2 separate regions of the Homo sapiens genome follow, and region 2 is linked to region 1. A link is a loop called in an ENCODE intact Hi-C map of the cell type or tissue named here. Cell type or tissue: heart right ventricle. All regions are shown on one strand. Each heading gives the region's core, and the rest is flanking DNA. Links, peaks and the distances in the headings are about the cores only. Region 1 overlaps EFCAB5 (EF-hand calcium binding domain 5). Region 2 overlaps BLMH (bleomycin hydrolase).

What was found. Peaks named below come from ENCODE experiments on the same cell type or tissue, not always from the same donor. Only the 100,000 strongest peaks of a DNase experiment are listed, where the experiment ranks them.
Region 2: it touches region 1 in a loop (6-fold over the local background); 47 of 110 quality-filtered maps call a loop at or near these places.

The regions. Positions count from the first base shown.
Region 1 is chr17:30,101,633-30,107,018 of GRCh38, reverse strand. All of the region lies in intron 22 of EFCAB5 (EF-hand calcium binding domain 5), which reads right to left. Among named protein-coding and RNA genes, the nearest start is that of NSRP1, 12 kb to the left of the region's middle. RefSeq lists silencers at 1,874-1,975, 2,323-2,422. In heart right ventricle, for the core only: a CTCF peak has its summit at 2,341 (motif pointing left); a DNase peak (open chromatin) is centred at 2,308; H3K4me3 peaks cover 638 bases; H3K27ac peaks cover 646 bases.
Region 2 is chr17:30,276,134-30,281,519 of GRCh38, reverse strand. All of the region lies in intron 6 of BLMH (bleomycin hydrolase), which reads left to right. Among named protein-coding and RNA genes, the nearest start is that of BLMH, 13 kb to the left of the region's middle. In heart right ventricle, for the core only: a CTCF peak has its summit at 3,274 (motif pointing right); a DNase peak (open chromatin) is centred at 3,279.

The DNA of each region.
Region 1 (5,386 bases), core at 172-5,171:
GAGTTTTGTCACTTAACTGCTCTGAGCCTCAGTTTCTTCTTCCATAAAACAAAATTGTAAGAATTGTTTTTTTCTTTTGAGACAGGGTCTTGCCCTGTTGCCCAGGCTGGAGTGCAGTGGCACGATCATGGCTCACTGCAGCCTCAATCTCCCATGCTCAGGTGATCCTCCCACTTCAGCCTCCCAAGTAGCTGGGACCAGAGGCTGAGAAAATATATGTGAAGATCTGTCACAGAGTAGTTGCTCAAAAATATTAACTACCGGCTGGGCACAGTGACTCACACCTGTAATCCCAGCACATTGGGAGGCAGAGGCAAGTGGATCACTTGAGGTCAGGAGTTTGAGATCAGCCTGGCCAACATGGTGAAACCCCATCTCTACTAAAAATACAAAAATTAGCCAGGCGTGGTGGTGGGCACCTGTGATCCCAGCTACTTGGGAAGCTGAGGCAGGAGAATCGCTTGGACCTGGGAGGTGGAGGTTGCAGTGAACTGAGATTGTGCCACTGCACTCCAGCCTGGGTGGCAGAGTGAGACTCCATTTCAAAAAATAATAATAATAATAATTACCCCCTTTCTTTCAGATGCCTCTCATCCACAAGTCTATTTTATTCATTTCTGTTATTCCTAGTAACTAACTCAGTGCCTAACCCAATACATGTTTGCTGATTTGAGTAAACCATTTGGTTATAATTGAGTTCAAGCTTTATTATTTATTTATTTATAATTATAAATAAATAATTTATTCATTATCTTTAATAATAGAGACAGGGTCTTATGTTGCCCAGGCTAGTCTTGAACTTCTGGCCTCAAGCAATCCTCCCACCTCGGCCTCCTAAAGTGCTGGGATTACAGCCATGAGCCACTGCACCTGGCTTTTTTTTTAATTGAGTAAAAGCTTTTAAATATCAAGTCTTCTATCCAATAGCTTATTAACAGTAATGACAATGATCTATTAGAATTGCTAAGCAGAACATATTTTATTTTCTTGTCTTTTATCAACACAAAGGAACAAGATTCTCTGAATTAGGTTTAGCTGTCCTATGGTTTGGAAGGAACTATACAACAAAAGGTATAATATGGGATAGGAATGGCACGTAAAATGTGGAAAACATTCACAAGTCTCAATTTTTATTTGAAGCTGACTTTAAAGCGTGGATCCAATTAATTTTCTAAAATTCTCTGTTTTAACACACACGCACACACACACACCACCCTGGCATTGTCTTTTCTCATTCAATTATAAGTGTTCAATAAATGTTAAATTGAAACATTAAATTAAGGAATAATGAATTAGGTTTCTCAAATACTAAAATTCTTTCCAGATTATAGCTCAGTAACATTAGAGAGAATTATGAATAAAAACAAAACAGATGCTGGTCATGAGATCACATTCAAAATACCTGATTCATCTCATTTTATGAGCAATACTAGACCAATCGACATACATACTTAAAATATTGAAGGTGCATTTGTTATAATTCATCTCTCTTTCTGTTTTTTGTTTTGTTTTGTTTGTTTGTTTCGTTTTTTGAGATGGAGTCTCACTCTGTCGCCCAGGCTGGAGTGCAGTGGCACCTTGTGGGCTCACTGCAACCTCCGTCTCCTGGGTTCAAGCGATTTTCCTGCCTCAGCCTCCCAAGTAGCTGGGATTACAGACGCCCATCACCAGGCCTGGCTAATTTTTATATTTTTGGTAGAGACGGGGTTTCATCATGTTGGCCAGGCTGGTCTCGAACTCGTGACCTCAGATGATCCGGCCTCCCAAGGTGCTGGGATTACAGGCGTGAGCAACCGCGCTCGGCCAATTCATCTCTCTTTCTGTTAATTAGTTTCCTGGAAACCCTGCAAGGTAAATGATACAGGTTTCCAAAGATAATGTTTCAATGCTATGAAGCTAAATAAAATTCACCCTAGGACACTCCTAAAAGTCCTTATTTTCGGAGACAAAACAGCTCTGCTGCTCCCCTCAGCTTTTCTTCCGCCCTTCCCTAATGCCCATGAAGAGCTCTGTTCCTTTGACCCCTGCCACAGTGTTCTTATCTGAACATCCACGTGAGCAGACGCCCATCTGCAAGCCATTATTAAGCTAGTCGCCATCTCCATGGTGATTCAACGACACGGGGATGGTGAGCGAGGTCGCTGTCTTTCACAAGACCCTGTTGCTTATTTCCTGTGTTATTGTTACCGAGACAGAAGCTCCGAAAGTGTCTGGACGGTGGTTCCTGTTTCCCTGTCCTTTCCAGAGGTTGATGCGTTAACGACCGGCTCTAACGATTCCTCTAATGAGCCTCCAGCGCTCTGCTGGGTTCCCTATTAACGGTTGAGTGCTACTGCCCTCTTGTGGTAGATGCAGGCCGGATCTTTGCAGCTTGACCCACGACAGACCCCACTCACACAGACTTTGCAATTTTTTCAAGCAGATAAACGCTTCTTTTATAACCATAGAAATAACGCTTTTTTTTTTTGCTTTGCTTTGGAAAAGTGTATAGTAAATTATTTGAATATATCTAAGCTATAGAGAGTACTGGGTGACCTTTGAGTCTATCTATGGACATTAGTTCAGAAACATGATATTTTTGTAGGTTCTAGTTTAATCAAACTTTTAATTACATAGTGAATTCATTATGCTGGAAACACTGGGCTATAGTAGGATATTTCTGAATTAAAACTCCATTTATGGATCCCTGCTTTTAACACTGGATTAATAAAGTTAAATCTTTTGGGGATGATGGATAATTAGTATAGATGGGCAAAGCAAAAAGAAAGAAGTACTTAAGCTTCAAGTACAAAAGCTAAAATGTAACTGCTCCTTTCAACTAACAATCCAAGATCAGCCACATTTGTTGATGTTCCTCTCCTTCATTAGTTCTCTTAGTTTTAGTTCTCATTTCTATTGCTTCACATACCCCAAGTCACTCCTTAACATGACAGCCACACACAATAAACTGAAGGTCCTTGCAGCAATAGAAGGGTATGTGTATGCAAATTTCTTTTCTTTTCTTTTTTAGATGGAGTTTTGCTCTTGTTGTCCAGCCTGGAGTGCAATGGCGTGATCTTGGCTCACTGCAACCTCCACCTCATGGGTTCAAGCCATTCTCCTGCCTCAGCCTCCTGAGTAGTTGGGACTACAGGCATGCACGCCTGGCTAATTCTTCTGTATTATTAGTAGAGATGGGGTTTCACCACGTTGGCCAGGCTGGTCTTGAACTCCTGACCTCAGGTGATCCACGTGCCTTGGCCTCCCAAAGTGCTGGGATTACAGGTGTGAGCCACTGCGCCCGGTCATATATGCAAATTTCAATCAATCTTTTTGTAGGCAGGAGAATTTACATTTGCCATGGCAATCAGGAATTTAATATGTCATTGTTAATTTAATATGGTCCCAAAGGCACTGTAGTGTACTGCCTCCCAGATTTATCAGGAAAAATATCAATGTTACACGGGGAGTTAAAAACACATTTTTCTCTAGTAATCGAAGTTTGAGGGGGAAGTTTGTTCTAGGATGAATGCTGAGTTCTTGCACGTATATCAGTTTCATTCCCATGGCAAGCATATTTCTGTACAGTGTCACAAGCATAATTTCTGTACAATATCACATAATTTCTATACAATATCACATGTAGTGGCTTTTTAAATGATGTAGCTATAAATCAAGTCATGTGTAAATTGAAATCAATGCAAATTATATTTACAAAATTCATAGTTTAATGTAGTGGCCTCCAAACTCTTTTGCTCATGTACCTCTATCAGTAACAAACATTGAGCATGTGCCCATATATATATATATTTATAATATATATATTTATAAATTATTTATTTTAAAACATTTTAAACAAAAAATAGAAATTAACAATGAGTTAAAACCATTATAAAGAAAAGTCCTTTGGCCGGATGCAGTGGCTCACGCATGTAATCTCAACACTTGGGAGGACAAGGCAGGTGGATTGCTTGAGTCCTGGAGTTCAAAACCAGCCTGGGCAACATGGTCTGTCTCTACAAAAAATACAAAAATTAGCTGGGCATGGTGGTGTGGGCCTCTAGTGTCAGCTACTAGGGAGGCTCAGGTGGGAGGAGGGAGAATCACCTGAGCCTGAGAGGGAGAGGTTGCAGTAAGCCAAGATTGTGCCACTGTACTTCGGCCTGGGTGACAGAGTGAGACCTTGTCTCCAAAAAAAGAAACAAAGAAAAAAAGAAAAGTCCTTAGTCCTTTGGTATTTTTCTTTCTTTCTTTCTGTCTTTCAATGTCTCAACAGAATCATCTTTGATATTTTTCTTGCGCCCCAGAGACAGTTTTTTAAAAAATCTTCTGGGGTGCTTCCACTTAACTTTGGAGACCACCAAGTTAAAATATGAAAGAAATTGAATGGATAATGCTTTTCTAGATGATTAACATGCATTCAATTTTGCTACGTCTGAAATTCCTACTAAGACTAATGTAAAGGAAAAGAAAGAAGAAAAGAAAAAGAAAAAGAAGACATAAGGGCCGGGTATGGTGGCTCATGCCTGTAATCCCAGCTACTCAGGAGGCTGAGGCAGGAGAATCACCTAAGCCCAGGAGTTCGAGGTTACAGTGAGCCATGATCACACCACTGCACTCCAGCCTGGGTGACAGAGACAGACCCTGCCTCTATAATTAATTAATTAATTAATAAAAGAAGACATAAAACCAATGATAGAAAGATCAGGAGAAAAGAAACACCAATATTTAATTCCTACTCCCATTGCCTCAAAGTCCCAACAACTTCTTCTCCCATCTTCACTCTGGCTGATGACTCTGCTTTCAGCTTCTCTGTAAGATTGACACAATCAGAAGGCAACTTCCATAGACTCCCACCAGCACACCTACCCACTCACTCTCATCTGCACCCATATTCTCCTTCCGTAGACTTCTACCAGCACACCTACCCACTCACTCTCATCTGCACCCATGTTCTCTGTCCTCTTGCTGTCTTAAGCCAATTCCTCCCTTGGTGTGGTAGATCCAGGGTAGTCAAATAATTCATTGTTCAAATTGGTACACTTGAGAGAGAAAGAGGATGCTAACTGGACAAGTCACCAGAACAACAAGCAAAAACTTGGGCTGTTCCAAGGTAAACATAGAACGTATGGTTACTCTAACAACAGCCCATCCTCTCTGACGTGCTTGAGGACATTGTTTCAGGAATTCTCTGTCTTCAACATTGTCAACTTCTTGCTTTCTACAGGATTTCCCATCAGAATGAAACCTGCTGTTATCTCTCCCATCTGAGAAACAAAACAAAACCTTGACCCCATTTCCTCCTCCGGTTACCACACCATTCTTTGCTCCCCTTTGTGGCAAAACATTCAGAATCGTCTCTACTCAGTCTTCCCACCTAGGAGACTTTCCTCTCTTTGCCAATCAT
Region 2 (5,386 bases), core at 284-5,283, 170 kb before region 1:
GGGAACCAATGTGTAGAAAAGGGTAGCAGGTGTGAATGAGAGAAGTAATAATTGAAGAAGCAAGGTTTTGGAAGAGGGAAAGAATAGATGTGGTCTAAAGTAGTGCCATCAGACTTTAATGTGCACATGAATCACCTTGGGATCTTGTTAAAATGCAGATTGATCTAGTAGGTGTGGGGGTGGGGCCAGATAGTCCGCATTTCTGTTTCTTTCTTTGATATAAACACCTCTAGAAGTAATCTCAAGATCATTATTTAACTATTAGTTATCATCTATATGAGTTCATTCCCTTTAACATCACAGAAGTGCACATACTTTTAGAGTGTACCTTTTTATGTCTTTCTGTGCCCGAAAACATTTAATGCCTCCAGAAGGCATCTGCTTTTCTGCCTGCTTAGGTGTTTTACTTTAAAAAAAAAAAAAAAAACAACAAAGAAACAACAAAAAAAAAAACACAGATCTTTGCCCTTCTTTCATTCCCTACCAGAAAGTAGTAGACAGCTGTCTTCCCTTCTCTTCTTCCTCTGTGAATAAACAGTGAATAAACAGTCACTAAGGTAGGTTCCTTACTCCTTCTCTCCTATAACTAGCTCATTTACCCACAGCACTGAACTTTTTTCAAAGTTGAGCTGTTTTCTGTGACTGCTTTAGTGTTCTTATGACCATTCTATTCTTTGATCAATAGGTCGTTTTACCTTTGAGACTACTTTCTCCATCAGTAAAACTAAAAAAAGTTGGGGTAGGCTGTGCATGGTGGCTAATGTCTATAATCCCAGTGCCTTGGGAGGCCAAGGCAGGAGGATCACTTGAGCACAGGAACTTGAGACCAGCCTGGCCAACACAGAGAGACCCCATCTCTACAAGAAAATGAAAAAATTAGCTGGATATGGTGATGCGTGCCTGTAATTCTAGCTACATGGTAGGCTGAGGCAAGAAGATCACTTGAGCCCAGGAGTTCAAGGCTGCAGTGAGCTGTGATTACACCCCTGCACTCCAGCCTGGGTGACAGAGGGACACCCTGTCTCTTAAAAAAATAAAAAGAAGTTGGGGTAAATGATTGTAGGGTTTTGCATTTTTATACAGTAGAAGTAACTAATATTTTTACAGTGCTTTAGACTTTACTGTACTACTTTCTCAAAAACCCAGTATTGCAAATACAAATGAAGACTAAGATTCTGTCTCTTCTGCAGTGGTTTCAAGCACTGAAATCTTCTAGCCTTAACAGTGGAAAGGTAAAATTAGACACAGATAATAAGAACTTAGAATACTAGCATGAGAGTTTGCCCCAATTCAATAGGCAATGAGAAGTCAGGAAGATTTTTAAGCAGAAGAATTATATGAAGTTTTGCTCTCTTTCAAGCAGTTTGGTTGTTATCTTCGAACTACCTTACTGTTCTAACCTCTCCTTCATTCTGTGTCTGCCTGTAGCTGCCTTAAAAACTGTTGAAGGTTCTCACGCTTCTAAGATTTATAACTGACTCTCAACTGCTGCATCTTTCCTTCTTCCTCTCACTTGATGTCTGTCATGGGCGTGGGAATTAACTAAGGCCCATATCATTTGTCTTTAAATTGGGATCTACACATTCTTTCCCCTTATTTCATATCTCATTCTTTTACCTTTCTCTCCTGATTCTGTTTCTTTTACCATGCTACACTTCAGCAAGTCATTTAAAATAAACAGATCTCTCCACTAGGGAGATTTGTTTTTTTATTTTTTTGAGATAGTATCTTGCTTTGTTGCCCAGGCTGGAGTGCAGTGTTACGATCACAGCTCACTGCAGCCTCAACCTCCCAGGCTCAAGTTATCCTCCCACCTCAGCCTCCCAACATGCTGGGATTACAGGCATGAGCCACTGCATCTGGCCTGAAAATATTTTTAGAGATCAGTTACAATGGAGCTCCTTTATAAAATGAGACTTGAGAGGTAGGACCCTTCTTTATAATTCACCTTCTTATGAAATATATTTAAACTGGAAATAGGGCTTGGACCTTTCTGGCACCAGCTGCAGTTTTTCTAGTTATAGGTTGCTAGAAAGGGACTATATATAATCCACATTGTTTTAGGTTAGTTTAAATTCTCTATTTAATTAGCTAAAGATATAAAATCTTAATCAGAAGACAAATGGCCCCAAGAGGCAAGTACAGATGCACTCAGTGTAGCTTCCCTTGACATACAACTGCCCCCAGGGGACAAGCAAAGGGTCTCCATCAATCAAAAAATTTAGCTCAATTTTGGGCAGGCTGCCCTTTATACTCTGGGACTCATATCACAATTTTAGGGGACCTTTCTCAGTAATCTATATTTAAGGGAATAATTAGAATCATTGGCTTCTTCTGTTCTTTTTAAACCAGATTTAGAATTAATAGGATCACATCATTATTCGTTTGAGGAGTTGAGGAAAAGCAGAATCAGTTGCCAGGTGTCATTGAGCCGTGTATATCTTTGCCTTCAGCTTTCCAGCATTTTGGAAAGCCCATATTCCAAGTCCACCCCCTTTATCAGATTGGTTCTAAATTTGGTTTGAAATGACAAAAGTGCTTGGGGCTAGATGTGGGGCTGGGTGTGGCGGCTTACGCCTATAATCCCAGCACTCTGGGAGGCAGGCAGATCACTTGAGGCCCGGAGTTCAAGACCAGCCTGGCCAACATGGCAAAACCCTGTCTCTACCGAAAATACAAAAAATTAGCCAGGCATGGTGGTGCATGCCTGTAATCACTGCTACTTGGGAGGCTGAGGCATGAGAAATGCTTGAACCTGGGAGGCAGAGGTTGCAGCGAGCCGAGATCGTGCCACCGCATTCCAGCCTGGGTGACAGAGTGAGGCTCTGTCCCCCGCTCCCCCCCACAAAAAAAGTCACGTGTTCGTTAAATATTTCTTAACATATGTATCTGACACTATTCTAGGCATTGGAGATTAAACAGTGAACAACACAGAAAAGAATACCTATCTTTGTGTAGTTGATGTTCTAGTAGGGAAAGACAAAGTGTATAAGAAGTATAATATGCCAGAAGATAAGTGCAATGGAGAAAAGTAAAGGAAAAAAGATGTGAAGTACTGGGATGGGAAGTGAGCAATTTCAATTAAAGTCACAAATACATTTCCCTAAATGGGCTAATTGTTGGTTTTAATATTAATTTAATGTGTAATTATATTCTGAGGGATATGGTTGTACTCTTATTTTACTCAATTCTGTATAATCTCTTGTGTTCACTGTTCAGTATCTTTTTGTCCTGGATGCCAAGTAGATCTTGTGAGAAGCAGGTGACACTCCAGTGTTGCCCACCAGAGAGCAGAGTTGGATATCTAAAGCTCACTGCCCAGGGAATGTTATTTCAGAACTGCAGAGTCTCTTATCAAGAAAATATAGTATCAGAGACCATGGAAATTATTCTTTGGAGCATTTTTTTTTAATGAGAGCTTATTTAATTAACTATTGTTATTTGGCTCAGAGTCAGATATTCCTTCCAAAGTGTTACAGACTGACTTAAATATTAATGACTTTGGATAATTTATAGTCATGGTAAACAAATAGTATAAAACAATGCAACATGTCTCAAGTTACAAAGTTTTACTAGAATCTAAAAGAAATATCACCCTTATCCTTATTTATGCCTTAATTATATTTTTATTAAAATTCAGATTTATAAAATATATGTGAAGGGCATAAGCATTGTTTTATAAAAGGACTCACTATAGAATTCATTTAGATAGCAGAAATGCATATTTCCTCTAATGTATTTGGGAGAAGGAGGAATTTAACACTTTTTACTTTAAACAGGGAGTCAAGTACATAATAAGGTATTTTGCAAATTATAGTGTAAAACATTTGTATTTATCTTTAGAATATGTTTAAAAGTAACCAGAAATTCACTTAGTTATCTTCATCTTAGTTGGGCCTGGCATTGCCTCTCCTTTTTTGGCCAGGGCCTGGCTGAGCTGAATTTACCACCGTTGGATAACTGAGAATTGATTGAAATGGTTCCACTACTACATGTAGATACACATGTAACAGTAGTTACTAGTTGAAAATACACATCATTTAGGTCTTTAAAACCTTTCTAATCTAAGTATGTTCTGACTGTACACCTTCATTGTCATTGACTTGACCATAGTTACCAGTGGCAATGTCTTCTTCATAATGACAGATGCCTAAAGTTGTCATTTGTAGCCTTGGCACTGAGTAAATACAAAATGAATGTGAATCCCAAACAGAGCTCATTAATCCTTGGCTAGAGTAACTCAATTACGGTTGCTTATGTGATACTCTGCCTCCTTTCTGTGGTAGAAACCAACTTGGGAAGGATATAACGTTAAAAGAGAGATGGTTTAATGACTAGATGTTCAGGCTCGTAACACACACAGTAAATCTTAATAAAGGAAGGTTCTCTCTTGGAAAACAGAACAAAACAAAATGACAGGCAAGCATAACTTCTTCTCTAAGTTAACTTGCTTCTGTTAAGATAGAATCACAGCAGTGAACAAATTGCTCATATACACAGCAATGTGTGTGAATCTCACAGACATTATGTCAGCCAAAGGAAGCCAGACACAAAAGATAATGTGTTCTATGAATACTTTTATACGAAGTTAAAGGACAGGCAAAACTAATCAATGGTTATAAAGTAAAAACAGTGGTTATCTGGTGGAAGTTGTGGGTTACTTAACAGCAAAGGAGCCAGAGAACCTCCAGAGCCTGGAAATGTTATGTATATTGATATGAATGATGGTTACATGGGTATATATGTATGTTTTTAAAAAACGAATTGTTAGTGTGTTTTACACACTAAACATATGTTTTGCCTAAGTTAAAAAGTAAGAAAAAGGAATTAGGTCACGGAGTTTGGATTTGTTATGGGAGGTAATAGGGAAACATTGGATCTTCAACAGGGACGTGAGTTGAGAAAAGTAGTGCTTTTCAAATTCTCCTGTGGTGATATGGAGAATGGAACAATGTTCAGATCAACTGGTGTATCTGTGTCATGTCGCCAGCACTGCTAGATGCTATAAAGGACACAAAATATCCATGATCTGGTTCTTATCTTTAAGAAGTGTATAATCTTTTATGGGAGACAAGTTATATGAAATCTAGAAAGTTACAGTAAATGGTAAATAGATGGAGTTTTGGAAACAACATATTAAAGTCAGCCCTAAGTTCAAATCCTAATTCTGCCATTTACTGGCTCTATGACTTCAGGAAAGTGATTTATTTCCCTGAACCTTGATATCCTTATCTGTAAAAGGGGGATAATATCCACCATCTTTGTTGAGAGGCTTAAGAAATATGGTAGTGAAAGATAGTACAGCAAAGTAGACGGTCAGTACATCTTCCCTTTTTAAATCCTGTAGCCAAGGAGCAATATTTTGTTGTTGTTGTTGTTTTTGACA